Linked DNA regions of Homo sapiens: region 2 is linked to region 1. A link is a contact called in ENCODE Hi-C data. All regions are on one chromosome and are shown on one strand. The core of a region is the stretch at or near the end of the contact, and the rest is flanking DNA. Distances in the headings are between cores, read along the strand shown. Region 1 holds the start of EHD4-AS1 (EHD4 antisense RNA 1). Region 2 holds the start of PLA2G4F (phospholipase A2 group IVF).

Region 1 (5,650 bases), core at 1,056-3,555:
CCTTCTGGAACGAAGCCTCCTCCCACCCATCTTGCCTCTGGAGAGGAGACAGCAGAGTCCCAGCCCCTGGCCTCTGTGCAAGGCATCTCCTGGCTTACCTTGGCCAGCCTCGCTCGCTTGATGAGGTCGTTGAGCTTGCGCACCGCTGCCTTCTGGGGGAGGCTCTGGATGTCTCTAAAGAGGTCCTGGGCCTCAGCCTCGAAGAGCCGGCGGTTGTCCGTGTTCTGCAGGGGCTGCGCCCAGAAGGAGCCAATGTAGACGCGCAGTACCTCGGGCGTGTTGATGACCTTGCCTAGGGACCACATGAGGGCCCCGTAGACCCGCATCAGCTGCTGCGTGTCCACTTGGTCGGCCTTGTTCAGCACGACACGGATCTTGTCGTCCTGGCCCCGGAAGGCCTTGATGGCCTCTGAGAATTCATCTGAGATGTCCAGCTTGTGAGCGTCAAAGAGCAGGATGATCCTGTCCACCCTCTCGGCAAACCACTGCAGGACCTGGCAGAAGTCATAGCCTGGGTGGAGAGAAGGACACGTCAGTGTAGCCACTGCTGCAGGAGACACGTTTAATGGGCGGCTCAGGAACAGTCTCGCTCTCCAGCAGCTGCCAGGGAGAGAGCCCTGTCTCCAACCTGGAGGCAGTGGAGGCCTGGTGACATGAAAATCACGGGCTGGATGAATCCGGGTGGGAAGGACCTGGGGAGCCCTTCCACAGGAGGAGGGAGGAAAGAGAATGGGGCTCATGGTCACTTTGGGAATTGCTGACTTTCATATCTGCGATTTCATTTAGTCCTCATGAGTGTTTTATTTCACCTAATACAGACCTTTTGCTTGATGGCAGAATTGATCAATGGTTTTATAAAAACACAGGCCATGGGTCAAAAGATCTTACTTCTGAAAAGTCTCACTTTTCTGAAAGCCCCAAATACAGAAGAAAGAGAACCAGAGGCCACCTGGCATCCCATGGGGGTATCCAGTAAGCATAACAGAAGAGGCATCGCCTTCAATTAACCCAAGTTTGTAGAGTGCTGAGGAGGTCAAAGGTTGGCCCAGCCAGTGTTGTGATCAATATTTATCTTTGGACTATTTATAACTCAGGTATATTGTGAATATTTTTTTAACATTACGTATCACAGCCATTGTGTAAAATGGTCTCTTGCCAATTTCTTTTTTTAAAATGGCCTGGCCCACAGCAAATTCTGTCCAGCCTATTCTGACCACCTCCACAAATCATGCAGCTGCATAAACACTCTTCAGCCCAAGGTCAAGGCTCTCAGGCCTTTCCCCAGGGAGGCAGATTCCCACGAAAAGCAAACAAGAGGAGGCCAAGCCCACAAAGTTGACTTTTAATCTCAGTCTGACTAGTTGCAGAAGCAGAGTCTCAATCCAGCCCAGCTAGTGCTGAGATGTCACCTGCCTGACCCCCATGCTAGGGGTCGTCTCCCCTCTTCTTTTAGATTTTGAAAACTTTCAAACATACATAAACATCTGTAAGTCATATAATGAATGCTGATGTACCTACCACATAATTTTAACAAATGTTGACACTTTGCTTTGTTTGCTATTTCAGATATGTTTTAAAACCAAGTATCGTTTCTTTAGATAACAAAATACCATACGGTGGTGAGAAGGAACTAGATCTTCACTTGTCAACACAGGTAAATCTCCAGAAAAGAACAAGAGTAAAAGCTTAGTTTCAAAAGGACATATACAGCATGATAACATTCATGTAAAATGTTAAAATACAAAATACTCAACCATCTGTGGATACAGACTATAGCACAAATACAAAAATGTCAACATCGATTGTGAGACCCTGGTTGGCTGTGGGGGTGGAGAAGGTGTGAATCCAAGGCAGAGGAAAAAGTATCTGAGGTGAATAATCTATTAGGTGAAAATAAAGAGGGTCTGCGGACTAAGGTTTCCATGCATTTGAAGAACAGGTGTTAGAGGAATAGCTGAACAAGCAAACTGGATTCAGGTCCATTTTTCATAAAGAAAACAAGACAGTTGGTAACGCTGAAGCCCCCTGTGCACCCCTCCCTGAGCCCTTCCCCCCACTAGCAGGCCGCTGTCCTGAGTGTGGTGTTTATGCCGCCACACGCGTGGATACTTCCAGTTCATGCTTTTCATTTCTCTGTTCTGTCTCACTGCGGCACTCCCTGACTCCTTGGGGATAAGGAAGACAAAGGCAGTTCTCGGAATGTGGGCCAGAGTTTATTTTCATTGCTGTCAGCAGCCAGTTTAGGTCAGAGGAATATCAAAGACCTACTGACAGGGTCACACATAGTCAAGGTTTCACTCTGAGTTCTGTCCCTGAAAGGCCAGAACAAACTGCCTCCTAGGGTAACACTAAGTGCTACTGCCATTTGAGACAGACGTGTGCACAGACAGCCCTAGCTCACAGGATTGTAGGTCCCCAGCGGATGAATGAACTGGCTGTTTGCTGGGTGCCGGGAAGATGCTTTGGAGCCACCCATAGATGGACCTGCATGGGGACTTGCTTTTCCAGGAGAGATGATTGATTCACCATGCTGACCTGACCACTCTCCCACGTGGTCTTCCTAGTGATCAGATGGGGTATCTGAAGGTTCAGAAACAGATCAAAGAAAACGCTGTGCACATGGAGTGAATGTGAGTTGCTTTTGCTGAATACCCTTCCTGTTGGGTCAGGAGGTATCCTTTATGGGTTGTGGAGGCTGAAGGTGTGGCAGAGAGTCCCTCGCCCCATTCCTTAGCAAGCTGGGGCATAAGCATGTGATCTAGAGTTAGACATTCACTTCCTTCCACCAGAGAGGAGTGCTGAACCTTGGGGAAATGACACGAAGACACAGTGAAAATAAGAATTTACTCATGGTGGTGGCGGCTTCCTAACTCTTTTCTAAGCCTAGTTCTCCAACTTTCCCATTAATCCTGTGACAAATTCTCCAAAACATTTTCTTTTCTGCTTAAATTAGTTAGAATCAGCTTCTTTGGTTTGCTATTGAAAGTGATGATAAGGCTGGGCACGGTGGCTAATGCCTGTAATTCCAGCACTCTGGGAGGCAGAGGCGGGAGGATTGTTTGAGGCTAGGAGTTTGAAACCACCTGGCAATATGGTGAGACCCTGTCTCTACAAAAAATAAAAACAAATTAACTGGGTGTGGTGGCGTATGCATGTGGGCTCAGCTACTTGGGAGGCTGAGGCAGGAAGATCACTTGAGGCCAGGAGTTTGAGGCAGTGAGCCATGGACCCACCACTATACTCCAGCCTGGGTGAGAGAGTGAGACCCTGTCACAAAAACAAAACAAAACAAAACAAACAAAACCACAATTGGTAAACAATCCTCCCCTCACCCCCATTTAAGATTTCGGAATACCTCTTACTGTCGGTTCCGAAAGAAACCTGCCACCCAAACTGAAACACAGCTGCTGCTGCTAGCTGCGCTCGCGCCAACCCTGCCGTGCTTGTGCCAACCCAGCCGTGCAGATGCAGTCTCTCTTCCTCCCAGGGCCGCCTGGGTTGAATGGTTACCTTTGATTGCAACACTTGTGTTTAAACTTTAACTTAAATTTGAGTTCCTAACAGTTAATTTAAGCATCTTTAAAAAAGATGCCATTTCAATGCTATAGTGAAATCAAAAGTTATTAGGAACAGAGCTGCCAGATTTAAGTTTACTATAAGTGACGCCAATACTCATGTCTGGAGGAACAGGTACATATCCATATTTTCTTGTGTTAAAGCAACAATGAGAGCTTAATATAGTTCGAGAAGTACAGGTAGGCAGAGCTGTGTTTGTTCTGTCCCTGAGCAGGTGTAAGAGGACGGTCTGTCACACATCAGGCAACACAATCAAAGGAGTAGAAATCACCGTGTCCAAAAGAGAGCAAGGAATGATCAAAGCTGGGAGAGGTTGGTCTGCTTACCACCTCCCCCTACAAAGTTAGGATTATTTTGCTACTTTAAGCATTTTAAGTGTACTGCACAGTGGCATTAAATAAGTCACATTGTCGTACAACCACCACCACCATCCAACTGAAACTCTGAACCCATTAAGCACTAATTCTCCCCTCCTCTCTCTAGCCCCTGGCGACCACCATTCTACTTTTTGTCTCTATGAATTTGACTACTCTAGGTACTTCAGAGAAGTGTCCTTTTGTGCCCGGCTTCTTTCACTCAGCACAACGTCCTCAAGGTCCATCTGTGGTGTAGCATGTGTCAGAGTCTCTCCCTCCTCCTAAGGCTGAATAGGTCGGCTTGATTCTTGTGTCATGAAGGACTCAGGCGGCAAATACCTAGCTACCCAAAAATCCCAGCGGATCTAACTCCCAACATGTCATTTAGTCTGCCTGCTAAAGGAAAACGGTGATTCAGAAGGACCTAGAGACCACTGATCCTCAAAGCCTGTTCCTGTGTTGGAATGAAATAAGGGGCTTGCTAAAGTTTAGACTCCTAGGCCCCTCCCCAGAGCCACTGAATCAGAATCCCTGGGGCTGAGCCTGGGGATCTGCACTTGGAAGCTTCCCAGGTGATTGCAATGCATGGTGCAGTTTGAGGATCACTGTCTAGACTGAATACCAGGGTGGGGAAATTGTACAGATAGGTTTATGTTCCTGTTGGTTAGCAAGCAACAAAGCAAATCAAACACATTTAAAGTAGTATTAGTTCCTTTTATTCCAAAAAGTTACCAATAGATGTTTAGGTGGTGCATCACAGGTCGAGGAAACAGAACTGAAACATGCTTATCTGAAGACAGATTTTAAAACTCACCCAAGCTCCCTGCTTTTGCCCATGCTGGGCTATGGCCCTGGTGAACCCTTCCTCTATGGTCTAGACTGAGCCTAGAAAGCCAGCCCAAACCCTAGTCATTCTTCAAAATATCTGGGCCAACTTTGATTAAGTTAGACATTACTTAACGTTAAGCTCCAGTTTTTTTCACCTGTAAGATCGGGTTGTTGAGTGATTACCTGAGAAAATGCTTTTATCCATAAGGCATTGAGACTTTGTTAACTTTCAGCAAATTTGAGCTGTGGTTACTCTGGTTTCCTCAACTGCTCCCCATCCTGAGTTCCCTTGCCTGTGCTGCCTATGGCACCACTTCACACAGGGTATTAAAATCAGAGGGATGGGCTGGTCTCTTTCATTAGATTATATATTCTCTAACCACAGGAACTGTGTCTTCATCATGGTCACACAAGATAGTGGCGGACAATGTGGGCCTTGGACCCAGACTGCCTGGGACCTTCCTGGCTCCATCACTTACTAATTCTGCGACCTTGGGCAAATTACTTCACCTCTCTGTGCCTCGTTTCCTCATCTGTAATAACAGTGTCTTGGGGCTACCCTAGGGCTGATAATAGTATCCACAGGCCTCAGGAGCTGCAGAGTTAATATACGTGAAGCATTTAGAATCACCTTGGCACCTAGAAAGCTGTCCAAAATGCTATCTACTGGTTATTTAAAAAATCTTTGTATCCAGTGCCTGGCATACAGGGGGGATGCAAGAAATATTTGTGGGAGAAGTGACAGAAAGCAGGCAGTGGCTGCCTATGACGGGAGCCCGGCTGGTGAGTGGAACAGACAAACAGGGAGCGTCTCAGGGTGATGGAAAGTTTCTATATCTTGATGATGGCCATAGTCACACGAGTATGCAAATATGTCAAATTCACCAAAC
Region 2 (5,650 bases), core at 1,854-4,353, 240 kb after region 1:
CAGTGCAGGACATGGTGACTGGCACCTAGGAGCTGCCCTGACTCAAATCTCTGAGTCTCTGAGGGCGTTGGCTCTACCAGAACTCACCTCTTCTCCAGAACAAATTCCACCTGCAGCTCTTGTGAATCCTACATGGAGGGGGAGGGAGCACCAATTTTTTCAAGGCTCCAAAAGCCTCCAGAGCTGTTCCTGCCTGCCAGCCCTGCTTGGCTCCAGGGGCTAGAAGGGGAGACTGGCATTGTGGCTTGTCATGGACATAGGAGGGGCAGTGGTATCTCCATGGAGAACCTCATTTATTCCAAAATATGTGTCAGGTGCTGTTCTAGACATTGATAATTCAGCTGTGACTGAGGGAACACACAGCCCTCAAGGAGCTCATATTTTGGTTTCATGCAAGGAAGATGTATTAGAGGGAGACCTTTATAGGGTCAGGGCTGCGGGGTGGAGGAAGGTCTGCCTTGGAGGCTTGGCCTGTGCCGACCAGAGCCCCCTCTTTGGTGGCCCTGTGCTGGGCCTCCCCTCCTCCAGCTGGGCTCTCCGCCAGCACTGGTGGGCTCACCTGGTGGTTGAGTGGGAAGGTGTGTTTGTGAGGTTGGCCACACTTGAGGCTTCTCAGGTCAAACAGGAGCAGAGAGAGCTGGTCGCTGCCCAGGATGTCCTTGTCATAGAGGGTGAGCTCCAGGACGTTCTGGGGACAAGGCAGGCAGGAGGTCCGAGCATGAGGTAGGACAGGAGGGTAGCTGCCTGAGGAGTTCCCCTCCCGCAGCCTGGCCCCTGGCTGGCCCTCACCTTCACAGCACCATGGATCTGGTAGTGGAAGGTCTCATTCCACTCGGGGTCACTGCAGTTGGCCACTATCCTAGTCTGGGCAGGGCTTGGGGACGCCGTGGGCAGCCACAGTTGCACATAGCAGTCGGCTTTGGACACTGCAGGTAGGACAGGGAGGGGCCGGGGCCTCAAGCTCTCATTGCTGAAAAGGTTTCCTTGGGGAGGCTAGGGCAGAAGGGGAAGGAGCAGAGTGGGGAGGGGAAGCCGCCCACGTGGCATGGTGGGGTGAGGAGGTGGAGGGAGAGCCTTGATGTCTTTCACTCCATCTTGATTCCACACACCTCCCATTCACCTGAACAGAAATCCTGCGGCAGCCAGTTGGAAAGATCCCATGGCAGCACAGACCATTAATTCCAGCTACTGCCTGATTCAGGCAGTAAAATCCCCTCCCTGTGTGGGCACTGGCATGGAAAGCTCCCTGAGAGCGCGTGCTGACTTGTAGCCACAGCGGGCCTCACACTGTCACCCAGGGCGGCACTCCCAGGCACAGGGAGGAGGCCGAGTCTGCACAGCTGTCCCCTCCAGCCCTGCCTGCCCTCACCTCCATGGTCAGCACCAGTCCCTCCACCTACTCTTGCACTCACACACACACTCTTGCACTCATGCACGCACACATGTGTAGTACTCTCACACTGGCACACACACACGTATATACACACACTCGTACTCAGTCACACACACTGGCACTCACTGTCATGTATACAGACACACATACACAACACGCACACACGTATACACACATACACACTCACGTTCACACACACTCGCACTCACATATATACACTTCCACTCACACTTGCACTCACACACTCCTACATGTGTATACACACTCGCAGTCACATTTGCACTCACACACTCGCTCACACTTGCACGCATGTATATACACACTCGTGTTCCCACACACTCGCACTCACATGTTTACACCACATATACACGCACTCACACACACGTATACACATGTACTCACACTTGCACTCACACATACTTGCACAGATGCCTACACGTATACTCACACATGTATACACACATGCACTCTCACTTGTACTCACCCATGTATACTCTTACACACACACACTCTCTGTTAGCCAGCCTGAGCTGAGCTCTGAGGAAGCCGCAGGGAAAGGACAGAGAGAAGGATGGAGATGGGGTCACTCACGCAGGTCTGTGCCCCGGATGTTTGTGGCCCTCAGCACCTTCACCTGGAGGTCATAGTATGGGTAGGTTTCCCGCTGCAATAACAGAACTCCAGGGACTCAGTCAGCTAGTGTGAGCCTGGTCCCTCGCCCCATTGTTCCCCTCGTCCCATCATGGAGCAGCAACCTGGCATAGGGTCACTGACGTCTCTGTGCCGGGGAGCAGGGAGACCTTGGCGGGTCCCAGGCATTGGGAGTTCAGCACCTTCGTGATGTGTCTGGACCCTGGAACCCATCCGGTCTGGGTTCAAATCTAAATCCAGCACGGACTCACTGAACTAACGATGGCTGTCACGCACCACACACCTGCAGCTCCCCTCAGACGCTCGCGCCCCCACTCTAGCTTGGGAGCAGCTGTGAGAGCTGTGCTAATGTTGTGCTTGAGAAGATTAAATATTAAAAGAGAAAACTGTGACACCCCCTCCCTTGCTTGCTCCCTGACAGAGGCTCAAAGACCGTCTAGGAGGCAGCGAGCAGGTGAGCGGAAGCCGAGAGTCACCGGCCGGCCGGTACCGGTCTGACGAGTCACCGAGCAGATTGCAGCTGGGCTTAGGAGAGATAACATCAGCATGCTGCCTACTGGGAGGGAAACTCTCCCCTCACAACCCCACCAGCTCCGTGGACTCTACAGCCAGGCTCGCGCATCCTTGGTGAAAGCCAACCCACCCCAGACAAGTGTCAAGTGAACTAACCCTCCATTTCCTAATCGGAGGGAGCTATTTTTAAGAGCCAAGGTCTAATTTAAGCTCTGCCAGGTCATCTAGAATAAACAGGTCCCACCCCAACTCAAAACCCAGGGCTGGGGCTGGTCTCAGTCTTCACAGGGCACTGCAGCTCCCAGGACTCCCCCAGTCCGGGTTTCCCAGGTAATCTCAGGTACGTTACCCGCCAGTGCCTCCACAGAGGGCCCCTCTTCTCTCTCTTCTGAAGCAGCACTGCCCCCAGGAGGGGCAGCATCTTGTCTGCCAGCCACCTTGGCCAGAGTGCCCAAAGCATGGCTGGGCAGCCCGGGCCCCAGCAGGGAACCCTGCCTGCGCTCCTCTGGTTGCACAAACTGCTGGCTCAGGTGTGACAGGCAGCACTGAGTTGGGAGGGTGGAGCTGCCTGCTCTGCAGAGAACTCAGGCTGGATGGCCTGCTGGAGGTGGAGTTTGACATGCTCCAGGAAGTGACTGGAGCTTAATTTCCCCAGGCAGGAGGCAGCTCAGTCCCTCTCCAAGAGACTCTTGGGGTCTCTGGTTAGCACTCTTGTTCCCAAACCCAGCGCCCTGGTTATCACTGGGCTGTTTGTGAAAAATAGACACCGGAGCTATTTCCAACAAGACCTCTAGGTGAAGCTGGCACAGCTGGCCCAGAGACCAGCTGGCAAGTGCAAATCAGGGAAGAGTCTCCTCCAGCTGTGGAAAAGGCCTGAAACTAGCCACCCTTCAAGTCCCACCTTCCCTGCGGCTCTTAAGCTGAAGCCTAGAAATCTCTGCTTCAGTGTTTCATCTGGGATCAAAGATGTTTCTCTCTTTATATATATTTTCTAATTATACTTTAAGTTCTACGGTACATGTGCACAACGTGCAGGTTTGTTACATGTGTATACATGTGCCATATTGGTGTGCTGCACCCATTAACTCGTCATTTACATTAGGTATTTCTCCTAATGCTATCCCTCCCCCATGCCCCCTGCCCCCCGACATGCCCCGGTGTGTGATGTTCCCCGCCCTGTGTCTAAGTGTTCTCATTGTTCAATTCCCACCTATGAGTGAGAACATGTGGTGTTTGGTTTTCTGTCCTTGCGATAGTTTGCTCAGAATGATGGTTTCCAGCTTCATCCATGTCCCTACAAAGGACATGAACTCATCAAAGATGTTTTTAATCTCTCCTGACCACCCTCATTAATTCGCCAAACACCAAGAGCCTGGTGGGTGCCAGACCTGTGCTAGGCCCAGAAACGCAAAGGTGACAGAGGTGAGGCGGGCCCATCCACATCCTGGAGAAATTCAGTCTCATGACTCCCTGTGGCTTTGGCCCAGGCTCGCTTCCTGGGTCAGTGTACAGTGTCCAGGTACAGACAGGCATATGGGCAGGGGGTTATAAATAAGGACAGGCCAAACAACAAGTCTACGTATCCTTCAGCGACCAGATATACAGGCTTTAGCATTCTCTTTGGCCATCGTAGGCCTTAGGCTGCAGATGGATGTGATGTTCGCTCTTCTGTGGACCACAACCATCAAGGTGGCTGAGACAGGCACAGTCTCCAGGAAGAGTGAGGATCTCGGGGGCCGTGAACTGTGGGAGGGAGAGAATTTCTGTCCCTCAACTAAGATTCAGTCATCTCCACTCTTCCCAAGGCCTAGAGTCACAGGCTGAAAAATACAACATCCAAAAAAGATGTGATTCAACTCCAAAATGAACCGAATGGGCAAGTTCAGACCAGAAACTCCCCCCAAAAAAGGAATGTGTGACTGCCAGTGACCAGGCCCCAAAGAAGGGCCTGTTTCTGCTTTATTTGGATTGTGAAGCCAAGACTTGGCCTGGGCTCTAAGAAATGAGAGTCTGGCAGTTGGTGATAGCTGTGAATGTATGCAGGGGACCTGCGGATCCATACAAGAGGAGAGGGCACAGAGCTAGCTGGGGGCAGAACCAGGCTGGGGCTCTAGCTCCTGACTGATGTGTCTTTCTGGCTGTACCATCCTCTTCTGGAAGTCATCGGCCCCACTGCACAATAAAGTCATTGCCCCTAGTGCCAGATGGGACAGAGACAACAAGGACTACATTTTCTCTTTGGAGTTGGCCAAAGTGAACCAACACTTCTCCACTTCCCAAACACCTCTGCGTCCCTCCATCCCAATTCCTTCATCATGGGCTGCAGGAAGAGGCACCAGGTGCTACTACATGATGGGGGAAAACACTTGGATCTCCCAGACGCCAGTGTGTCCCGCAGAATTCTGTAATGATGGATGTGTTCCGTATCTGTGCTGCTGACTCATCAGCCATGACCACACTGGCTGTACCACGTGGCATTTGTAATGCAAGTATTATATTCATTTTTTCTTGGTCACTAATTGGCTTATTCTTCTAAGTTCTTTGCTAAACTACTATCTTTTCATTGTTATTTTCATCAAACTCCACGGGAGGGAGAAATAAGAGACCCAGATAGGCTTGGTTTCTTGCTTTATTAGGTTTATTATAAGGAGCAGTGATGAGATCTTTATCAGTCCTCACTACAAAGCTTTCATCTCCAGCCTTCTCCATAGCTCTGTGGAGGGCAGAGAGTTGAGGGAAGGAAGAATGGAGCTTGGGAGCATGGGATCATGTATGTATACCAGGAAAGAAAACACACATTCTTTATTCTATTGCTTCAAAGACAGTTTGTGAGAATGGAAGATAACAAGCACAGCTGGCCAGGAAGGCAGGGCACACATGGCAGGTCAAGTTCCTGCTATCCAGGGAGGTGGCCCAGAGCTTCCCTGCTGCTCCTGGAGGAAGCAGAGTCCAAGCTGGCCCAGATGAGGCCCCGGGCAGCACTGCTTCTGTGTGGGTATGGCCAGTCGGGACGTGGCGCCACACACTGCTCCTCCGAACTCTGGTGAAGGGCTGCCCAGCCTCACAGGCCTGAGCAGAGTCTCCCACATCTGC

Evidence for each region. A loop is a pair of places that touch in the nucleus more often than their neighbours do. Pooled maps may share reads with other maps.
Region 2: a pooled map shows a loop between it and region 1 (2.6-fold over the local background). The contact joins the promoter of PLA2G4F here to the promoter of EHD4-AS1 in region 1. A Hi-C loop is called at or near these places in 2 of 168 maps with a recorded cell type or tissue (gastrocnemius medialis and heart left ventricle) and 1 of 50 pooled maps.

What each region holds. Positions count from the first base shown.
Region 1 is chr15:41,919,112-41,924,761 of GRCh38, forward strand. It overlaps EHD4-AS1 (EHD4 antisense RNA 1), which reads left to right and starts at 2,306. Exons shown (of 4, transcript NR_120332.1): 1 at 2,306-2,630. EHD4 (EH domain containing 4) reads right to left here. Exons shown (of 6, transcript NM_139265.4): 4 at 99-511. RefSeq lists an enhancer at 298-797.
Region 2 is chr15:42,153,533-42,159,182 of GRCh38, forward strand. It overlaps PLA2G4F (phospholipase A2 group IVF), which reads right to left and starts at 3,104. Exons shown (of 20, transcript NM_213600.4): 1 at 2,907-3,104; 2 at 1,985-2,057; 3 at 790-926; 4 at 560-688; 5 at 88-128. The coding sequence starts at 3,017. VPS39 (VPS39 subunit of HOPS complex) reads right to left here. Exons shown (of 25, transcript NM_015289.5): 25 at 5,169-5,650. RefSeq lists enhancers at 527-1,037, 2,829-3,544.